Regions from separate parts of the Homo sapiens genome. Here region 2 is linked to region 1. A link is a loop called in an ENCODE intact Hi-C map of the cell type or tissue named here. Cell type or tissue: endothelial cell of umbilical vein. All regions are shown on one strand. Each heading gives the region's core, and the rest is flanking DNA. Links, peaks and the distances in the headings are about the cores only. Region 1 has its middle 8.2 kb from the start of ENC1. Region 2 holds the start of LOC105379034 (a long non-coding RNA gene).

Region 1 (11,095 bases), core at 2,151-10,150:
CAGGGCTGTCATCAAAACTGGACGACCATAGACATAGCAGATATCTGAGTCACAAACAAGTCAGGAAATGCTGCTTACACTGTATCCGCATTACACAATAGCCAACACTTCACACAAGACATTAGGCCAGTCCTGTAGGCCCTTGGGAGCAGGTCTTTGCCTCTGTCTTGTGACATCAAACCAAAGTCTCATTTTTTAATGCTATTAAGAAGCTGTGCCCAAGGCTTTGGGCTTGTTATCTCCCCTAACAATGTTATTTTGTTAGGCCGCAAAATAAGCAGCATGCGGTTAAATGTATTAGCTGCCTTCAAACCTAATTTATCTTCATTCCTTCCTAATTTACACTTGGGCTGAATTAATGAGAATGATTTAATTAACACGGTGCGATCATGGTACCAGGGACAGGACAGCTCAGGGAATTAGACCAAACAGTAGGCTAAGCAGCTGCCATCCTGCCTCCGGTGGTCTCCTGAAGCCCCACCCAAATTCAGACATGTTCCCTGCTGGTATTCCAAAAGCGCCCTCTTTGTTTTATGAGGACACTTTCTGAATCTGTGCAAGGAAGATAGCACAGCTTTCCTTCCCCGAGTTATTTGCTAGATGGACTTCAAGGCTGTGTCCTGGAGACAGAGTGTGGCAGAGGGGCCAACTGCCCACCAAAGATTTGTGCTCCCCTTCCATAGTGTCAAGTTCGTGTTGGGAAGTGGACGCCCAGTCAGGGACCACACCTCCCAGTAGCACATATGTTGCGATCAACATCCCTGAAGGGGAAGGGAGGGAAGCAGGGTGGACAGATGGAGATGCTGAGCTGGGATGTGGTCTCAGCCAAGCCTTGGCTGACGCCATGGGGACCTCTGGAGCTGAAATGGCCTCACAGGTTGTCTGCATTTAGGGCAAGAAGGCTTTTATAGGGCTACATCACCCAGTTGCTGAATGCAGCTTGCCCAGGGAAGGGACCATGGCTTTGGGCAAGGTGGTGCTCTTTTGCTGAGGGAGCTGCCAGCACACACAGAGGCTGGAGGAATAAGCCCTCCATTCCCAAAGGAGGATCTGAAGACCTCAGAACAGTGAGAATACAGATATACAAACCTAGGAAAATGAGACCTCAGCTTCCATCAGCAATCCTCTTATTTTTAAAAAGAGAGAGAGAGGAAAGTCTGGCTGTTTATTAAAGAGATGAGAATAAGGAAAAACACAGGTAATCGATACAAGAAATTATCAGCATTTTATAAAACAGTTATCACTTTTTTGTCTGGGGAAGACAAAGGGTCTAAATCGATAGTTTTCTAAATTTTGGTTTGCCATCTTCTATCTTTGTGCGTTAAAAAAAGTTATGTTTATGTTAAATATCTGTCATGATAAACCTTGAGAGTATTCTTCCTCTTTTTTTTCCTTTTTTTTTTTTTTTTTTTTTTTTTGAGACAGAGTCTCACTCTGTTGCCCAGGCTGGAGTGCAGTGGCGCAATCTCGGCTCACTACAACCTCCCCCTCTCAGATTCAAGCAATTCTCCTGCCTCAGCCTCTCAAGTAAATGGGACTACAGGCGCCTGCCACCACATCCGGCTAATTTTTGTATTTTTAGTACAGACAGGGGTCCATCATGTTGACCAAGCTGGTCTCGAACTCCTGACCTCAGGTGATCCACCCATGTCAGCCTCCCAAAGTGCTGGGATTACAGGTGTGAGCCACCACTCCTGGCCTCCTTAGGAGTATTCTTAAGATTGCATCCGAATTGGTTTGATCATATTTTAACATTTCAGTTGCTTCCTACATCCATTATGTGTGTCACCTTATGTGTATTTTGTGAATTAAGCTGGATTGTATAGTATGATTGTTTTTAGAGGTGAGCCCGTGCTAAGTTGCCAGGCTGGAGTGCAGTGGCTATTCACAGGCCGACATGGTTCACTGCAGCGTATAACTCCTGGGCTCAAGCCATCCTCCTGCCTCTTCCTCCTGAGTAGCTGGGACTGCAAGCGGGTGCCATGGTACCTGGCTCCATATAGTATGATTTTTAACTTCAAATTCCAATTGTTCACTACTGCTACATATAAATACAATTGACTTTTGTATTATGATTTTTAATGGAAAATGTTGTGTGAAAGTCTGTCTTTGTCCCGTAAGTACTAAGCACCACTGTTCGTGTTGAGCTCCTCTATTAGGGGCTTGTTATAGATGGGAAATTCATTCTTCCTTTGAGACTCCTTCACCTTATACAGCCCTTCAAGGAGTGACATTTCAAGGAGTAGACAGTTTATTGGCTGCTTACAGGACTGGAGAGAGACATATTTGAGTCACTTTCCTTGTATTACTCTATAAAGTTAGGTCATTAGGAAATCAAGTGATCTAGACTGCTTATGTTGTTTCTACTCCAGGGCCTTTCAAGACAATTATCTTCACAGCCTATTGTAGGTTATAGATTTTAGGGTCAGCATTTAAAACAGCGCTTATTATTTTCTCAGAACAATGTATGGTAGAAATATAGAAAACACAGAAAAGCAAAAGAAGAGCCGCAAACCTATCACTTGGAGATAATGACACTCATTAATCTCCATTTAAGTTCCATTCTTCCTATGTCTGCATACTATTTTTTTTTAACAGTTATGTGATTAAGAGTAGAGACTCTAGAACCAAACTTGGATCCCTACTTTTATATTTAGTAGCTGGGTGTTTGAGGGGCAAGTATGGCAATATCTCGGTGCCTTCATTTCCTAATCTGTAGTATGGGATAGTAACAGTACCTGGCTGGAAGGTTGTTTTGTGGATTAAATAAATTAGTATGTGTAAAGTACATAGAACAGTGCTTGGTATGTGGGAAGGGCTATATAATGCTGGCTTTTATAATGATTCCTTAGTAAACTGCTTAAGGAGAATGATATTCTTGAAACCTGTAGATATTTCCTTCCAAGTAACTCTCCTAAATAAAAGTGACTTGAATCTTTATCAAACTCTTATTTCCACATCTGCTCAGTAGCACTGGGTTAAGGGACACACTGGTGTCTTGAATGAGTTCACAGATCTCTTAGAGTGTTTACTTGAGGCTCTGCTCTTCTTGCACACCCAAAAAGCAGACAGCTTTTGCAACAAAAGCTCAGATTCATGGAGTCTGCCTTTGCCTTTTCCCATCTGTTATTGATACTGTCTTCCTGTTTTGTACTGGGACCACTGGTCTTAAGTTGACAATGAACAAACAATTCATTCTTTTTTTTTTTTTTTTGAGACAGAGTCTCACTCTGTCACCCAGGCTGGAGTGCAGTGGCATGATCTCGGCTCACTGCAACCTCTGCCCTCCGAGTTCAAGCGATTCTCCTGCCTCAGCCTCCCGAGTAGCTGGGATTACAGGCGTCTGCCACCGCGCCCAGCTAATTTTTTGTGTTTTTAGTAGAGATGAGGTTTCACCATCTTGGCCAGGCTGGTCTTGAACTCCTGACCTCGTGATACACCCACCTCAGCCTCCCAAAGTGCTGGGATTACAGGCGTGAGCCACCACGCCCGGCAACAATTCATTCTTCATTCTCCATTACTTTAAAAAACGAAGCTGCTGCAAAGGGAAAAGAATTTAAGAAATCACACGTTTTAAAAAGAAATAGCTAGCTATATTTAGAAGAAGGTAGCCCTGCCAAAACACATCACACATGGAATATAGATGCCTACTTTTTCCTGCCCTGAAGAGCTTGGAGAGTGTGCTTGGTAAAAGCTCACTCAGATCTATCAGAATCACACAAGGCCTCTGTGGGGTGTGGCTTTGCACAACCCAGGGGAATCCTGAACCATTTTTCTCCCTGTTTTTCTTTTGAGTACCCCAAGGCTCCTGGATCCAAACTCTTAATTTGTTCTAAGTAATTACATTCAACAATTGACCGTTGTTTGAAGCAATGAAAATGCAGGTTTTGTTTGGCCTCTATGCTCTGCTTCTAGGGCACAATGCCAAGTCTCTAAGCATGTCTGGGCATGAAGAAGGGACTAGAAGAAGGGACCTTTGTGGTCCAAGGGCTTGCACCTTTGAATGAATATTAAAAGGATTTTATGGTACTCTGCAAGCACAGATGCTACTTACTGCTTATAGCTCAGCTTGGGCAGGAGTCTGAAATCAGGAAGCTGCAAGTTAACATTAGCAGAATGAACAAAGAATGAAGAAAGAGATAGAGACACTGATGCGTGTGTTGTCAGAAAGAAAGTTTCCATAAGTGTTTCTCCTCATGATTTTGAAAACACGACATGAACAAGGATATATACAAGCATCCGCAAATTTCTCTTAGCCTCGTAAGTAATTTTAGAAAACATTCACTATAAGATCCCAAATAAAGTTGGAAGACTTGCAATTTCTTTATCTGAGGATATTTGGAAATATTGACATATCAGGAGGAAATGGTAACTTTTTAAAAGTATGTATATTCAAATAGTTATGTCAGTTTTCATACCCACAGTTATCTGAGAAATTGTGGTTTCATTCATTTAGCCAATCAGTCATTCATTCAACAAATATTTATTTACAGGCATCGTGCTAAGGAATATCCCAGTTTCACTAGGCTTCTCTCCCAGCCTTTCATTGTGATCTTACAGTGTCTAGGCTTGGCCTGCCATCAGTGTACTTGTATTTGCATTTGGAAGGTATCTCCTTTCAACTCTGAAAGACAGAGGTGGTCTAATGGAGGCCAAGAGAACCCATGTTTAGGCTGAAATGCCACCATTTAGCAAATATGTGATCCTGGGCAAAGTATTTATTCTCTCAGACTCAGTTTCTCATCAGTAAAATGGGGCCTAATAATTATAATATCCAGTTTGCAGGGATACTTGAGGATTATAGAGCATAAAAGCACTCTGAAACTGAAGATCTCTGTGAATGGTCTTTTATTTAATGCCTGAGAAACTTGCATTGCCTTAAGAAAATTATCCCAAATGGTCCAAGCATTAGATTATTGTAAGAGATGAAACCATTTCTTCTGACTATTGTATTAAAAAACATATTTACTTTTGTAGTTGACTTTTTAAATTCTTAATATTAGTCAAAGTAGTAAACACACATGGAGGCACACTCAAATAGTACCGAAGGACAAGAGGAAAGGTGCAGTCCCCTGACACCTCCAATCCCCTTCTCCAGCACAATCTGCAGAAAGAACCATGCAACCATTCCTATTTTCTGTTCTTCAGCTTTACCCCACAGTTATATTGCCCTTATACTGTCTTAATAGTGGGAGGAAACATCCCGGGGTTTTCCAAAACTGCACCAATTTCTTCTACACCTCTTCTAGGACACTTGTTGAAAGTGAACAGGAACACCTAGGTACATTCTAATTTTTCAAACAGTGGTTTTCCAGGCAGAATCTTGATCAATGTCATCGGCATACATGTTCATTTTTAAAATTCCATACATAATTTTCTATGGCTTAATAAAATATAAACAACTTTCCACATCCCAATTTTTTGCATGTGTGTTATTATGGACAAAAGTTTGTTTTGCTTTTTTTGCTTGTTTGTGTGTTTCTTGTGCTAGTCACCTAAGAATGAAACTGCCACCCTCAACAAAACCAGGAATGGAACACTGTAGCACAGAACACAAATGCGGGTTTCCACAGACCACAGCACAGAATTTGGGTAAAGCAATAGTGCCCTCTTCTGGCTACAATGAAAAACCAATTATAGAAGGGTCTGAAGATATTCAAAACCAACCCTACCGAAAAAGAAAACAATGAACATTGTGTGTAGACCCTTGTGGATCCGTTTGAGCAGCCACTCTTGCTGTCATAGCCCTAAAGTTTCTGCATTCAAATGAGCAATGCCAAATGTAATCTGGGGTCCGGCCGGCCTGCAACAATGCCGTGAGCTCCTGTGTTCCTTAGACTGGCTAGCAGAGGGCACAGCTGGGTCATGTATTTTCTCAGCAGAGACTGAGCAATTTCCAACTAGCCAACCCAGTGCCACTGCCCCCTCTGTGCACAATAATAATATAAGTTGTCCTGAGGGCCCCTGGACAGGGACTCATTTGTCCAATGGGATGGTCTTGGAGCTAGTAACAATGACTAGAATCCCTAACATTTATATGGTCTTGTGTGCTAGGCACTTTCTATGCTTATTTCCTTTAATCCCCACAGCAACCCTGAAAGAATAATGTCTCACTTCGGTGAAGCCAAGAGCTGAGTGCTTAACCACTGAACTACATTGCCTCCTCTATTTTCCTGATTATCTAAGGCCCATTCTTTTCTGTTCTCTGGAATGCCAGCCTTGAACACCTGGCACATACCCAGTGGATTTCTAAGAAATGATTTTCTTGGTTTACTTTGCTCCATGTTGACAGGCCTGATAAAGGTGTGACAAATGAGAAGCTGGAATCAATTGACTAAAATGGTATAGTTGTGTTTTTTTAATCCACTTGTACTCTTTTACCATAGTTGATTGAATGTCTTACCAGATCATTCTTTCATTCTGGCACACAGTACCCATAAGAGATTGTTACATCAGTTCACAAGCAAAGGAATGTCCTAATCAAATTGCTCTTTTAAATTTAGATCAGACATAGTTCCTTAACTATGGAATGAAGCACTGTTTCCCCAACTATGATCAAATCCCAAATATTGAGAGAAGCATCTTTTTCCCACTTTGAAATCTGTAATCCAAATGTCCAGGCAAGCTCTGGGTATCCTCCTGGAAGGATCTGGAGCAAAAATGCAATGGAAAATGAAGGAAGTGTTTAACTTCTTGGCTGTAGCCAGCAACTGTGACATTATGTTTAAAAACCCACGATGCACAGATTCAGCTGAAGTTTGAAGTCTTTATATAGGACAATGGTTTACAGATGCAAAGCATGCTGTCAGTGAGCGGGCACGGAACCTCCTCGAGCATGTTACAGTGCCTTTCACTTCTTGAAGAAGCCAAACACAGTAAAACCTCAATCGTCTAGAAGCCAGCTCACTAGAATAATTAATAAAACATTTTTCCTACACTGAACTTTTAGAGGACAGATGCTAAACACACAAAAACATATCCCTGTTGGAGCATTCTTTTAAAAGCAAATGATGTTTACCTAAGCAACAAATTGGTAAGATTTACTTGATAAACATGAACTAACAGTATAAGGGCAATATTATTATGGGGTAAAGCTGAAGAACAGAAAATAGCAACTGTTTCATGGCCCCCTCCGCAGATTGGGCTGGAGAAGGGGGTTGGAGGTGTCAGGGGTCTGCTGCCTTTCCTCTTGTCCCTCGGTACTGAGTGTGCCTCCATGTGTAGTTACTACTTTGCCGAATATGAGGAAGTTTTAAAAGTCAACTGCAGGCCAGGCGCGGTGGCTCACGCCTGTCATCCCAGCACTTTGGGAGGCCAAGGCGGGTGGATCACGGGGTCAGGAGATCGAGACCATCCGGGCTAACACGGTGAAGTCCCATCTCTACTAAAAATACAAAAAAAAAAATTAGCTGGGCGTGGTGGTGGGCACCTGTAGTCCCAGCTACTCGGGAGGCTGAGGGAGGAGAATGGCGTGAACCTGGGAGGCAGAGCTTGCAGTGAGCTGGGATCACGCCACTGCACTCCAGCCTGGGCAACAGCGTGAGACTCTGTCTCAAAAAAAAAAAAAAAAAAAAAGGCAACTGCAAAAATAAATGTTTTTTAATACAATAGTTAGAAGAAATGGCTTCATCTCTTACAATGATGTAATGTTTGGATGATTTGGGATAATTTTCATAAAGCAAGTTTCTCAGCCATTCAGTAATATGACCATTCATAGAGATCTTCAGTTTCAGAATGCTTTTATGCTTTGTGATGCTCAGGTATCCCTGCAAGGTGGGTATTATAATTATTGGGCCCCATTTTACTGATGAGAAACTGAGTCTGAGAGAATAAATACTTTGCCCAGGATCACATATTTGCTAAATGGTGGCATTTCAGCCTAAACATGGGTTCTCTTGGCCTCCATTAGACTACCTCTGTCTTTTCACCACTGTGTGTCTAACCCTTAGCGCAGCACACAGTAGTAATGTAACTATTTATAGCATGAATAAATTTAATACGTTTAACAAATGAATGAATGGCTCTTCCTAGTACCTCACAAAGAAATATCAAAATTATGCCCTTTGTTCTATACTCGCTAAGGCAAGAAAGTCTAACAAAACATTTCAAATAAATTTTCACCTTGGACTAACCCCAAATGATTTGCCTTAGGCTATCTAGAAAGCTTCATTTCCAGAATATTTTGCTTAATCAGTTTCATTGGATGCCTCAAGAAATAGGACCACATTCAGGGACATCACTTAAAGGAGGATTCCCCCAAATCTCCAAGCAAGGACGATCATTGACATATGATGAATAAACCTGTACAAATAACCGAGGTCTCTTTTGAAGCATGAACCTTTCTATGGATAAACTAACCAGCATCTCTGTGCTTTTCCTCTCATGATAAGAAGTATTAAATCACCCAAACAGCAAGTCACCCAAAGGCTGAGGTAATTCATTTCTGCTCCTGGGTGATTAATTGGTCTGTATGCCTTGGTGCTAGAAGTGATAAGACTTAGGTAATGGAAAGCCAGAGCATATCTCCAGGTTCACAATAAGTAATGGGTTATTAATTCGAACATGCCAGCACAAATCCTCCTGGCCTGTGGTCAGGTAGGTAAGTCTATTTGCCAGCTCTGTGTAAAACTACTCTTATGCCAGACAAACTAGGACGTGTCTAAAAAGTCAGACACTGCATTCTTTTGCTTGGTCTAATACTCAACTCTGGCATGAGATGTCTACGTGGAAATTAAAATGATGAACTCTTTTACGTGAGTAGGTAATACATATGCATGGATCAACCATAAATAATAATTAATGTCCATTTAGAGTCACAGTGGTTTACCTCTCAACAATCCCAGGAGGTAGATACTATCATTATCTCCATTTTGCTCATGAGGAAACAGGGGCAATGATGCGTTTGAACTTGTGCAAGAATCCAGTTATTAAATGGCAGAATCCAGACCCCTCGCTTTCTTTTTCAGAGCTGTGCTCTCCTAGTGTGTGGGCCTCCTGGCCCACGTGTCCAGCAAGCAAGCCACTCCTGAATACACAGTAGCCGTTTGCCTTCATGTATTTGCTTAATCAATGGTACGAAAATTGCAGCCGCTCCCATGTGTTGGGATGTTTTGCAAAATTTTTTACATTCAAAAGAGTCCTCATAGTTGGGTATAGTTAGGACAAACAGACCATAAGAAAATGTAACTTAATTTTTCTAGAACAGAACTTTTTACCATAAGACCCTAATCTGCTAGTTTGGTGGAAACTTCATTTGAGTCATGTAAGGGATTCCCTCCCTTACCCCCACTACCCCCAGGATTGTGTCCAAGTTCCAAAGTGTTCTTGAGCAGCCAAAAGTCAGGGATAGAGGCTCATCTGGTCCTCCCACATCTGCCCACAGCACCAGCTCCGAGATAACCATCACCCTCTCTGAGCTCCAATAAGGTGGCTACTCAGTCTTGTCTCACTGCAGTCCCAGGCCCATCCCATAAGGAGCAAGGGGGAAAAGCCTCCCTCTTGGGCGACTACACACATCTACGCTAGTGACACATATCCCTTTATATACCAGTCATTTTTAATGCCCTCTTTGCTTTACTGAAATGGAATTTATAGATAATAGACTCTATTGAATATAACTTCAAAAAACTTTAACATTTCTTAACTGTAATGTAAAGGAGGACCCAATAGAAAAGTATAATAAAATTATATGCACTCAAATATGTGAATGCTCTAGCTTGACTACAGTAGGAGGCATTATAAAAAGAGTCAGGTGGTTACACACACATGCAGAGTCATTGTGAATACGCTTCTACAAATGCAGACTGAAACTGGGTACTCTATTGGCCCTTCAAGTACCATGACTCACATTACGTCAATAATTTTTTAAAGTAATTTTTACAAAATGATCAATTCTTGCTAAAGTTTAAAAAAAGTAGCTGTCCCTCAATTTACACAGTAATCCCACTCCTGGATCATTCAGTGAATATTAAAACACTACAAAAATACTATGTAAAAAATATAGGTGGGCAACTTTCCCCTCTGGCCAAGATGAAGTAGCAGGGAATCGCTTTCTGCTCCCACCTGAAACAACAGAAGCCAGCAAAGCATATGAAACCATTGGGTCAGCAAGCTCCAAAAGCCAACCTTCCAGGCCATGGTTTCAGGGCTTCTGTGATCAATTCCTGCAGGATCTCAACTTTAAACCATTAAATACATCCTCTCTCTTTGCTTGAATGTACAATATAGATTTACAGTTTGCTAAGGGGTGCTTTCATAGGAGTTGTGATGTTGATGTCATAGTTACTTTTGGCCAAAAGTGATACTGTCAAGCCCTGATAAAGTTCCTGGAATTGTAAACCTGGCATGACTGAAATCCTTCTGTCAAAATCAGTGGATTGTACACTCTGCTGACCAGAGAGTTATGAAAGGCACAATGGAAAGATAGCACATAAGCCAAAATTCAACAGAAAAAATTTATTGAACGCCTACTATGTGTCTGGTTATAGAGGTCGATAGGTCACATCTTCAAAGAGCTCAGAGACTAGTAGGGGTGTGGTCTAGTTGCAGGCTTCTAAATCAGTAATAAGGCCATGCCCATGCCAAACATCTCAATTTCCCATGCAAAAAAAAGATCAAGGTGTCACTTATCCTATGGACGCCAGCTTGAGGGGCTCCAGGTGTAGACAGTGAGTCCTCCCGGCTCCATCCTGGTGAAGCTGCCCTCACTCCCTTTGCCCCACCCAAGATCATTCTTGTGGACCCAGGTGTAGCCAGCTCACACTAGGTGCTCCTGAGTGTGAGGAGCCAATGCATCTCTGGAATGTGGCTCACTGAAAACATCTGTCTCCAAGACAGCAGGTATTTATCCAGTGCTTCTCAAACTTTAATGTGCACACGAATCACTTGGGGAACTTGTTAAACTGCAGATTCTGATTCAAGAAGTCTGGGATGGGGGCAGAAATTTTGCATTTCTAACGAGCTCCCAGGTGATGCCGACACTGCTGGTCTGCAAAACACACTTGAGTCCAGAGGCCTGACAAGACGCAGCATTGCAGAAGATGGCTGTAACCACAGAATCACACAAAGACATTCCCACGAGATATACTAACAGCTC
Region 2 (11,095 bases), core at 1,254-9,253, 700 kb before region 1:
GACAAGATGGGGAAACTGGAGATGGAGCCAAAGAAAATATTGTTTACCTCTAATTGTGTTGTCATTTTTCCAAACAAAACAAAACACTGGCACTTTTGGGAGAAACTTTTTGTCTCCATTCCTTATGTATGTGTGATTGTCTGTGTCCAAATTGCTTTAAGAATAATATTTAATATTTCCTGGAAGCTCATTTTTTTGGCATGAGTCTAATTAAATTATTGAAAGCCACCCTGTTTGTATAATCTTTAACTTATCAAATCTAATTTCAGATTTCTGGAGGAGAAACTAACTTGAATAAGCAGGACTATTTTAAAAGTTGTTTTGACGCTAGAGTAAAATTCCATGTCACATTTTCTACCCAATCATCTGGATTTCAAGATTCCTTTTAAGATCTCAATGAAGCAATTTGGATTTAAAGAGTGGTATTCACAAGGGGTGAACTTTCACAGTCAGGGCAGTTGCCTCAGTGCCCACATAGGCAGAGGAGGATGTGGGAAAGGGTTTTTCTCAGCTAGTTTTTGTGTGCTCATTTCTTCTGGGAGCATTAAAAGTGGTGATCTGTTACAGTCACTATTCAACTGGGCACGTGTTGTGATTGGTCAGTCACTGAGCCAGGGATACAGTCCGGACTTGCTTAGTACCTAAGCCTAATGCTGGTGGGGTTTCAAGACATGGTTCAGCATCATCTTTTAACAAGGCCCAGAGGCCCAGAGCCCCCATCAAGTCATTTTGATGTAAATAGTGAACTTTGTTAGAGCCCTCACTTCTATCAATCAGCTGTCCTGTCCCTGCCAGCACCTGGAGCACCAACTACCACTCCCTGGAAAGAACCCTTCCCTGCAGTTTTTTAAGGACAAAACTGCCCACTCCTCATTAAGTTTGCTGCCTGGATACACTTTTCCACAAAGGAAAACTGGCATATCCTGCCTTCCGAGTAGTATGGGTCTCTGTGTGAGAAACCAGGAGATATTTTCATCTTGTTCGGAAATACTTGTATGTATTTTGGTGTCAATAAATATCTTGTACCTCATTATTTTACTTTGTAATTTTAACATTATGTGTAGGACCATAGTAAAACATTCATTTCACACAGACATCTAATCTCACCTCGTGAAAAGTGAAAATAAAGGAAAACTATTAGATTCATCCAAAAATGCAACACCTACTGGGAGTGAGATGTGATAGGAACAGAAAAAAAAAAAAAAAAATCACCCGGATCTCAATAGTTTTTTCTCCCTACTTAAAGTTGTTAAGTTGGATATCTACATTGTGTTTTTACTTAGGCAAGTCCAATCCTAATTTTTTTAAAAGCCCCTTTTGGGGGCAGTCTTTTTCTGACTTTAGCTGGCTATTTTTGTAACAATTACATTAAAAATTCGGTGACTGATCTTTTCACAGAATGGATATAACTTATTAAACTTCTATTCAATCACTTCACCTCTAAGCTGAACTCTTCAATTACAACATGTATCTCCCATTCCTAAAGACATCTAGAAATATCTGTCTTTCCTCTTTCTTCAATAAAGTCTAGTCCAGGATCCTATATCTCTTGAATGAAAAGCATGCAGATATTTCAGTCTAAATCCTTTCTCCAATAACTATAAATATCTTTCCTTTCTTCATGAAATTATATATAGAAATAGTGAAAATATGTTAAGATGTTCAAAATCCTCATGGGGTTCTTTCTTTCTTTAAAAATGTGTGAGCTCTGGATTTTCAAGACCTGCAAAACAGGTCTGCATGCAGTTCCTCTGGGAAAGCCAGAGCATTTTTTAAGTACCTATATTCATAGGTTCCTCTGGGCAATTCTCTTATTTAATATGATGACTTTTCAATGGCATATAACTACATTTCAAAGCTTTCTTGATGATAAGTTCTTCCTTTTCACCATGTCCCCACTATGTAATGAGCTCAGATCCTGCTATGGTCTGAATGTCTTAATGTTTATATCCCCCCCAGGTTTGTATGTTGAAAACCTAATCACCAATGCATTGATTATTAGGTGGACCTTTAGGGGGTGAGTAGAGCATAAGGATGGGGCCCTCATGAATGGGATTAGTGCCCTTATAAAAGCGGCACTAGAGAGCTCTCTTGCCCCTTTGCCATGTGGAGGATGCAGCAAGAGGACACCTTCTATGAACCAGGAAGTTGGCCCTCACCAGACATGGAATCTGCTGGTGCCTTGACCTTGGACTTCCTGGCCTCCAAACTGTGAGAAATAATAAGTTTCTATTGTGTGTAATACACCAAGTTTATGGTCTTTTGTTATAGTAGCCCAAACAGACTAAGGTCTCAAGACAGAGTCACAGAGTGACTCTAGCACAAATTTACTAATCTTAAGAGATGACCACCCTATTTTTCAGGATCATAAATGGGTTTCCCCAAAAGGACCTATTTTTCTCACCAAGTTAAGAGCTTAAAGGAAACACTCATTCCTTTAGAGATCTGTCCTAGAAAGAAAAGCAATATTTTTGCTCTGTCCCTTCCAGGCTGCATGAATTTATTCATCATTTCATTTAGAGTCCAAGCTACTCTGCATTTCATCAGGACTACATAATTCCTGGAATCGTGCAACACTTCCCAGCCCACTCACAGTTGAAGCCCTATTCATTAAGAAAAGGGTAACAGCCCTTGGCACAGAGGACTTGCTGTGTGTGTGAGTTATGTAAGGTGAAGAATGTGAGCATAATTACATCATGGGGTGACAAAGAAGTGGAGAGGAATATGTATTTCTTCCTGTGACCTAGGAATACATGAGCTACTTTCAAACTGAGAACCAACCTGAGATTGTTAATGTCCAACCTCTGTATCTCTCTCATTGAGAGGCAGCAGAGCATAGAAATTGAAAGTATGGATTCTGGATCCACATCTGCCACTAACTCGTTGTGTGTCCTTGGCATGTTACTTCACCTCGCTCTGTTTCCATTTCCTTATTTATAAAACAGGGATGACTACCTTATGGAATCGTTGCAAGAATTAAATTATTAATATATGCAATATGCTTAGAATAGAGCTTGGGATATACTAATCACTTAATATATGCTAGCCATTATTATCATATTATTTTAAAAATCTGTTAATAATTGCTCAGCCTAGTCCCAGTCTTTAGGCAGATTTCTTCCGCATAGCCAGAAAAAGTGAATAGAAAATTCAAGTGTCTGGAGATTGCTAGACGTAAGACTGGGGAAAGTTAGGTAAGTTGAAAGTTAGCTTTCAACTTATTTGCATTTCTAAATCTCCTCTTAACTCATGTATTCAGTAAACATTTATTGACGGTCCGCTAAAGGCCAAGCAATCTGTGTGGGACAAAATAAAGATTAATAAGTATGCAAGCTATTGGAGAAGACTAACACATGAACAGATGATCCTAAAGTAGAGAGGTGCCAATAATTATATAGAGAAGTACAAGTTGCTATAGGAGCTCACAGGAAGAGCACATTGGGGCCTAGTAATACGTGAAATGGAGGGAGTTGTTCTAAAGAAGAAGATGCTTGAGGCTGGAAGGATAAAGAGCAGGAGTAGGGAAAGACATTCTAAGCAAGGAAAATGCTATGGTTTGAATATGTCCTCAAATTTCATTTGTTGGAAACTTAATCCCAGAATTTTTAATTGATTGAAGGTGAGGTCTTTGGGAGGTAATTAGGATTAGATAAGGTCAGAGTGAGGCCCCCATGATGGGATTGGTTACTTTCTAAGAAGAGGAAGAGAGACCTGAGCTGACATGCATGCTCTTGCCCTCTTGCCATATGATACATTCTGCCATGTTATGACAAAGCAAAGAAGGCCCCAGATGCCAACACCATGCTCTTGGACTTCCCAGCCTCTAGAACTGTAAGATTGTAACATTTTGAAATAAATTACCCAGTCTCAGATATTCAGTTATCATAACAGAAAATGGACTAAGACAGAGGGAAACCTGAGCCAAAGTCTGGAGGTTTGAAACAAAAGACATGAGAGACTGTGGCATACGTTTGGAGATACCCAGAATGATTTCCTCCCCTCTAGATTAAGGTGTCCAATGAGAATGTCCATCTATCTCTGCCTCTTTCAAGCACTCTATATAAGAAGTGGGGAAATGTGGAAGTCCACCCCTGCCCTCGTTGGAACTGATCAGGTTCCAGGCTATGGAGCAATAGCGGACTCCTTCCTGGGATGCTATGCTCTTAAAGTGTAACCAAATGCCCTCTCATCCCCTCACCTTTCCACATCCACCTCTTCCATAAAGCAATGTAGGTTCTGGTCAAATGGGGAATTGGATATCTTCCTATTTGATCCCACGCCACAAGAAACTAAGAGTAAAAGGGGTCCTGGGATCACCTGAAGATGCTTATTGGAACAGAGGGGACCAAGAGGATGCCTAAGTGTACCGCTAAGGGGTGGATTGATGACTTGCATGATAACCCACAAGGCAAGATTGTAAGTGGAGAAAAAAAGAGACAGGCTCATGTACCTCTTCTGCTTTATTTTTTACCCAACCCTGATGCTACCCATAGCTCCCTGTTTTAATCTACCACCTAGGGCTGAGTGGAGCATGGAAAAGAAAAAAAGGAGGGGAACACATGGAAGATTCCAGAATTATCTTGATTGACATGCAGAGTTTGCTCTTTTCTTTCCTGACTGCCTCTCATGCACAGATGTCCCTCTACCAATGTGAGACAGGCAGCAAAAAAATATGGAAAAGCCAAACAGACTTGGGCCCTACTTACTGGATCTCCCCCAGGGCCACAGGGTTGCACACCACCAGGGGGCACTATTCATGCTCTGGAGCACACATACGCGTAGATTCCAACGTGAGTGGAAACTTATGGAGTTGTACAATCCTGCAACCTTGCTTCTGAGCTAGGTTTGCTTACCTATGAAATGAGGATAATAATAGCTATGTCCGGATCACCTGAAGTCAGGAGTTCGAGACCAGCCTGGCCAACATGGCGAAACCCCGTCTCTACTAAAAATACAAAAATTAGCCAGGCATGGTGGCAGGTGCCTGTAGTCCCAGCTACTCGAGAGGCTGAGGCAGGAGAATTGCTTGAACCTGGGAGGCGGAGGTTACAGTGGGCCGAGATCGTGTCACTGCACTCCAGCCTGGGGGACAAGAGCGAGACTTCGTCTCAAAATAAATAAATAAATAAATAAATAAAAAATAATAACAATAGCCATGTCTTGCAGGGCTGTTGTGAACTACTTGAAGAAGCCCAGTGCAGTAAACGGCATACAGTCAGCACTCTAAAAATGAGAGCAGTTGTTATATGCTGGGGATAGGGGTAGAAAGAAGGCAGGCTTGGGCATGCTCAAGAATCGAAGTAGCTAGGGCATCGCTACTTTGGTTTTGTCCAGCTCATTTTCCCGTGCTGAGAGATGTCGAAGATCAAAGCCTGTTAGGATGCTGGGCTCAGAGTAAGAGCTTCATGCTACTTATTGGATGAGAGGATGAACAAGAGTCTTTGGAAATCAGAGATCAAAGGGTCGTCAGAACTAGAACTAGAACTCTGATCCATTACATTTCTTTGCCTCTGGCTGGTGAGTTCAAAGCAGTCAGCTCGAGTTGATGATTGAACATCGTTTTGGGTGAAGTAACAAGGGACCATGGTTCAGTGGTTCTGTAGAAGCTTCATGGCTGAGAAACTTCAACATGCCATTATTTGAATCCTAGTTGTCTACTCTTTGAATGGCAGAAAGTCAAAGGTTTTAGATACTACCAGCAGCTATGGGTCTCATAACAATTGCCCAAGGAGAAAGAATGAACTTGGTACGAACACAGGATTATATTTTCTTTGCTAATTTCACTAGATTCTATAGTTACATTAGAGAACTGTTCCTTATTTCTGGAAGAGCCCCAATTTCCACCTTCCCCTTTTTTATGCATAGGTCTGGCAATAAATTTAACTTGGCTCTGTCTCCAGGCAATCCAGGGTTAAACTGTCTCCTAGGGCACACAATTTCAGTCCCTAGGGAAAGTATGAAAAACCTTCTCTTCTTGTTCAGAAGCTCAATTGAGTGTCTCCATTTTATTTCATAAATGAGATCTGATTTGTCTCCTAACATGTATTTTTACTTACTCAAGAGTGTGTCTAAGTTCTTTTCTTTCTCTCCTGAGCTGGTTTTGGGTTGTTTGCCTATTCATAGAAGGAAACAGTGAGGGAGAAAGCAGCTAGAACTCTGATGAATGGTTTACTTCTTGTTAGCAACCCAAGTTAAACATTTAATGATGGAAGCGGGTATGGGCTGAAATGCCATTTGGGGGTAAATGCCTGGCTTCATTTTTTCATGCTCTCTTTACCACTACTCGCCCCAGCCCCTCACACCCTGTATAATGTCTGAGCAGGTTTTCTGCATAGTTGCCAGTGCTTATTTTTACAATCTCTAACATAACAGCTTCAAATATAAACACAAACATAGCCAGCATGAACGACAGCATCTGCATTGGCCACGGAGCTAAAACAGGCTCTTAGAAATGTGCTTGACATTTCCCGTGGCAGCTTCACAGCCTCCTTGGAAAGCCTTGGTCCACCTCTCTGCTGCTGACAAGCTCTGATTTGGGTAAGATGCTGGCAGGTGCCAGCAAAGGACAATAGGCTTTTAATTAAGGTCTGTAGAGCCATAGCTCAGGAAACACACCTCCTGAAGAGTTTTTTTTTTTTTTTTTTTTTTTTTTAAAAACACTTGCGTTTCTTCTTGCTACCCTACGAACAGTAACTGTGTGCTCCATCGAGGCAACTGTGGTCGTTAATCTTCCGTAGCACAGGAATTGCTAGTAACATAAAGGTAGTAATGGGATTATGTTTTCTTTTCTTTTTTTTTTTTGCAATAGCTTAGAAAATTAATGTTAACTTCTGTTCCTAGTTTGGGGCAGTTTTTACTATGATGAAGCTGAATGTGATCATACAACTCCATCTTTCCATCCAAACTCCCTCCATGCAAATTTCTTATTATATCTGACACAGAATTAATGTAAACATTTTTGTAATGGCCATATTTTGAGTCACTCACTTAGAGGAAGGTTTTCTAATGTGGAATCTGAGCCTGTTAAGCATCGTTGCTATGGAGACTATGAGAGTTGGATTAATTAAGGCTTGAACAGATGTGAAGTGTGCAGAATGCACTATTTTCTGTTAGTAATTAAAGAGGGTATGTGTGTACGTGAGAGAGAAAGAAAAATAGAGACAATCCGAGACAAAGCAGTCAGACGTGCTTGGCACCGGACATGTGACATTTTCTTCAGTAGAACTAACTGCTGATAACTCTGCTGACACTACTCTATTTTCTCCTCCACCCATGCCAGACAGAATAATTGCTTGAAATGGCCAAGCAGTCCAACCTTTCTTTCTTTTTTGGTCTGATTTATGATAGGCCCAGGAATATACAAAAACATGTTCTTGGATCAGTGAGTTCAAACGACCCATCTCTCTGAACACTCGAAAGTCAAACTGGACTGTGTAAATGGTTTTTAAGCTGCCTGGCAGGAAGGCCAAGTTTGCAGACTGGAGCTCTATTAGTTGTCCAGCCCCCTGGTAGTATTGTCATCAGCGAATTGATAGCCAAGAGAGACACTGGCTGCGCAACTGCCAAGGAGAAATTGTCATGGGAATGCCTTTAAGACTGGAAAGTGAATGAAACATCAGTCTGGTTTGAGTTTAATTTGGAGAATATTTGTTTCAGTTTGAACTAAATCTTTTGCTTTTTAAAACACTGTATTTCTATTTTCTCTTAAGTAATATAGTAACATGAGGTTTAGGTCTGAATTCAGCAGATTAGGTTCCATTGGAATCCTGCTTAGTGGCCCCAGTGAGTGGTGTCCCCATATAGCCTCCTGGTTGGCAGGAAGTAGTTAATGGCTTAAAAATGTCTAAAGGCTTTTCTGCTGGGTTGGCAGCAGTTTTGCTTGAACTGGTAGCTTTTGAAGCATGATCATTTTTTGTTTGTCTCGCAGCTGTGGAGGTGGGGTTGTCTGAATCAAAAAGCATCACAGAGGTACTTTGTTTCCTGGTGGACTGTGTCCTGGTGGCCCAAATTTGGCCTCTTCCCACCCACAGACTATGCAGGATGAGTTAGAAAGTAATGATGCAATGGGGAATTGCGTGGCCTGGGAGGTCAAGTGTTTGTGTATGTGTGTGTGTGGTGGTGTGTGCAAGAGCACACTCTCAACTAAAGCATGTGTCTCGTCAAACTCCTACACCTCTAAGGAGTCAGGCACATCCACAGACATAAGTTTTCCCAGTCTTGCCATGTCTCTACATGTCACTAATTACAGCCTGATTCTGTGAGGGTTTCAGTCTATGAATGGGGCAGTTTAAAACAAAACAAAACAAACAAACAAACAAAAAACAACTAGGTGAAGGCTGCAGGCAGCACTCTTCCATCTTAGAAATCAGACATCTTTTGGTTGTGCTATTAAGAGCCATAGAGACAGGGAAACAGGGACAAATTGGATCAATGTGAATTTATCACTATCTGGGGAGAAAACTTAAGTCTGCATCTTCATTTCCGCATTGTCCTCTACAACTGCGACCTAAAGTTCACTCACCCTTAAACATGACTGTTAAATCTGTTGTATATTCCATGTTTCTTGTCATTTGAGGATTATGTCCATTTATCTCATCGGAGAAAGCATTTAGTGAGGCTACAGAAAGTAGTATTTGCCATTTGAATCAACTGTGATTGATTTTTACATCTCTGGGTATTAATAAGAAAAGTGACTTATTAAATATAATTCTGTTTGCCTTTTCTTTCTCCCCACCACATATAGATACAGGAGAAAGTATATTCTGGGTACTTTGTGAACTGAAAAGGAAATTGGGGTGAGAGAAAAAACAACAGCAGTGGTTCAATGCCTTTGAAGGGACATCTGTTAAATGCTTTAGGAAAAGAGCAACAATGGAAAGCTTGAAACCAATAAAACCAGAGCCAGCACAGGGAGTTAATTCAAGAAGAAAATCCACTTTCCCTCTAAATCATCAAATTTCGAGAAGTGTTTTATATTTGGCAGACATTAGTATGTATTCTCTGTGTGTGTGTGCCTTCATCCATACTTGTTTGTATACGCACACTGTTTGAAGTCACTTCAGTATACTTAAACAAACTACCATTTTCCTTCCATTTTGTCCTTCCATATGTTAGTATGAGGCCAAAAGTACCCAATTGCCCAGTTGCTATCATGCTGTAGACATGATCCACCATTTCGCTGTCTTAGTCTTTTGGCTGTTAAAACAAAATACCATAGACTGGGTAGCTTATAGAGGACAGAATTTATTGTTCATAGTTCTGGAGGCTGAGAAGCCCAAGCTAAAGGCTCTGGCAGATTCAGTGTCTGGTGAGGGCTCCTCTTCTGGTTTATAGATGGCTCCTTCTAGCTGAGTCCTTACGTGGTGGAAGAAGCAAGGCAGCTCTCTGAGGCTTCTTTTATAAGGGCACTAATCCCAGTCCCTTCTCTGTGTAGCATTTCTTCTTCCCAGGTTTGGAGCAGGACCTCTCTAGAATAAGGGTCTTCAAAGGAGAAGAGAAAAGGAAGACAGTGGCCTTTCTAGGTTTTATGGCTTGCTTTGGGAGAGAGGGACTCGAGTTTCTATGACTCACCTTTGGGGAAGAGGAATTCTGGTTTCTATGATTTGCTTGGGGAAGAAAGAGCGACAGGAGACAGGAGGGTGGGGGAAGGTCAGAAGATCTTGCTTTTGAGGCCCTTCCAGTCTCTTTCAGTTCAAAGTACTCAACACACCAAGGTGTCATACTTTGGGGTATCATGTTCTGCACTCCAAGATCACAATAACTGGGAAGAATTACTAGCATTAAGTGAACAGGAGAAGCAGGAAAGCTAAAGGTCCTGTGGTGAGTAGGACAGTCCTGTCCAAGATCAGTTGCCAAACCGCAAAAGCCCATTGAAAAACATGGATCAAATTTCAGCTTTTAGAATATTTTTCACAGTGTGAATTCAAAAGTGAGAAGTCATTTAGAAATCCTTATACATTCTGAAAAGTGGCTATTTGTAGATGCCAGTAATATGGAACATCTTGATTTTGAACCAGAGCAAGACTTTTAGGAAGAGTATCATTGAAATTCAAAGAGGAGCCTTAGTTCAAGAATTCTTAGAAAAATAATTTCCTTAACATTGCCAACCTCATTGTGATAGACAGGGCAACACAAAGCCAAAGTTAACGAGGCTCTGACATTTTTAAAGAACATATTCTAACTTTAGCTGACATTTAAATTAGAAAGCCCAGCAGTGTAGCGGGGAGCTGATTGATTTGGAAAGCATGGATCCAAGATAATGAGGGCTCTGCCATGCTCTTCCTAGTGATGGGTAATAAATGAGCTCTTCCTGGCCAAAAGCAAAGGAGATGAGGCAGTTCCTGCATTTGAACTGCAGGCATTTGCACTGCATTGAGACGAAAAGTCATTCAGATACTGCTTTTCTTCTGCTCACTATAGCAATATTTTCATATTAGCCTTCATAATGAGCAGGAAAAAGACCCTGGTAGAAAAGACCCTGGTAGGCATTTCATGTGTCAGAAACACTAATGGTTGTTTTCTTTAATTTCCCAATGTGCTTGAGACATACTAGCCTTATAGACAGCCAACAAAAATGGATTCTAGAAGTAGATTGGTCCTGCCTTGACCTGCCAAACGTGGGAGGTTTGAAAAACTCAGATCAGAAAACTAAACCACCCACCCTCCTTTGGAAATCGATCACCTGTTTTGGGAAGAGGCTGACTCTACTTTGCTGTGAGGCATGATAGAGGCAGAAGGCTGTGAGTGGGAAGAAGCCATCACTGAGAGCCAGCCTCAGGCCCTTCTCAGTTGCCATAAAACCCTTGTGCTTCAGCTTTCCTCATCCATAAAATGGTCTCATCGTAAAGTTCACCCTCTCACTGAAGATTAATGAAGTGACACTTGTAAAGGATTTTAACTCAAAGGATCAACTCCAAGTACTTTAAATTCTTTGGAATGAAATTATTCCAGGGAATATTTATCTGGAAGCCAGATTGACAGGGGCCTTCTGGAAGCCCAGTCAACATCAACACGACAAAAGAACCGTTAGTTTCGGGCCGAGCACGGTGGCTCACGCCTGTAATCCCAGCACTTTGGGAGGCCGAGGCGGGTGGAT

Evidence for each region. A loop is a pair of places that touch in the nucleus more often than their neighbours do. Peaks named below come from ENCODE experiments on the same cell type or tissue, not always from the same donor. Only the 100,000 strongest peaks of a DNase experiment are listed, where the experiment ranks them.
Region 2: a loop joins it to region 1, with 6 times the contacts of the local background. A loop is called at or near these places in 7 of 110 quality-filtered maps.

Annotation. Positions count from the first base shown.
Region 1 is chr5:74,643,372-74,654,466 of GRCh38, forward strand. It overlaps a transcript of HEXB not described here. Among named protein-coding and RNA genes, the nearest start is that of ENC1, 8.2 kb to the left of the region's middle. RefSeq lists a silencer at 1-267 and an enhancer at 5,678-5,757. In endothelial cell of umbilical vein, for the core only: a CTCF peak has its summit at 5,634 (motif pointing left); a DNase peak (open chromatin) is centred at 5,590.
Region 2 is chr5:73,940,961-73,952,055 of GRCh38, forward strand. It overlaps LOC105379034 (a long non-coding RNA gene), which reads left to right and starts at 5,138. Exons shown (of 4, transcript XR_001742745.1): 1 at 5,138-6,537. ARHGEF28 (Rho guanine nucleotide exchange factor 28) reads left to right here. Exons shown (of 36, transcript NM_001177693.2): 36 at 1-1,030. The coding sequence ends at 53. In endothelial cell of umbilical vein, for the core only: a CTCF peak has its summit at 4,728 (motif pointing right); no DNase peak of the experiment used is centred there.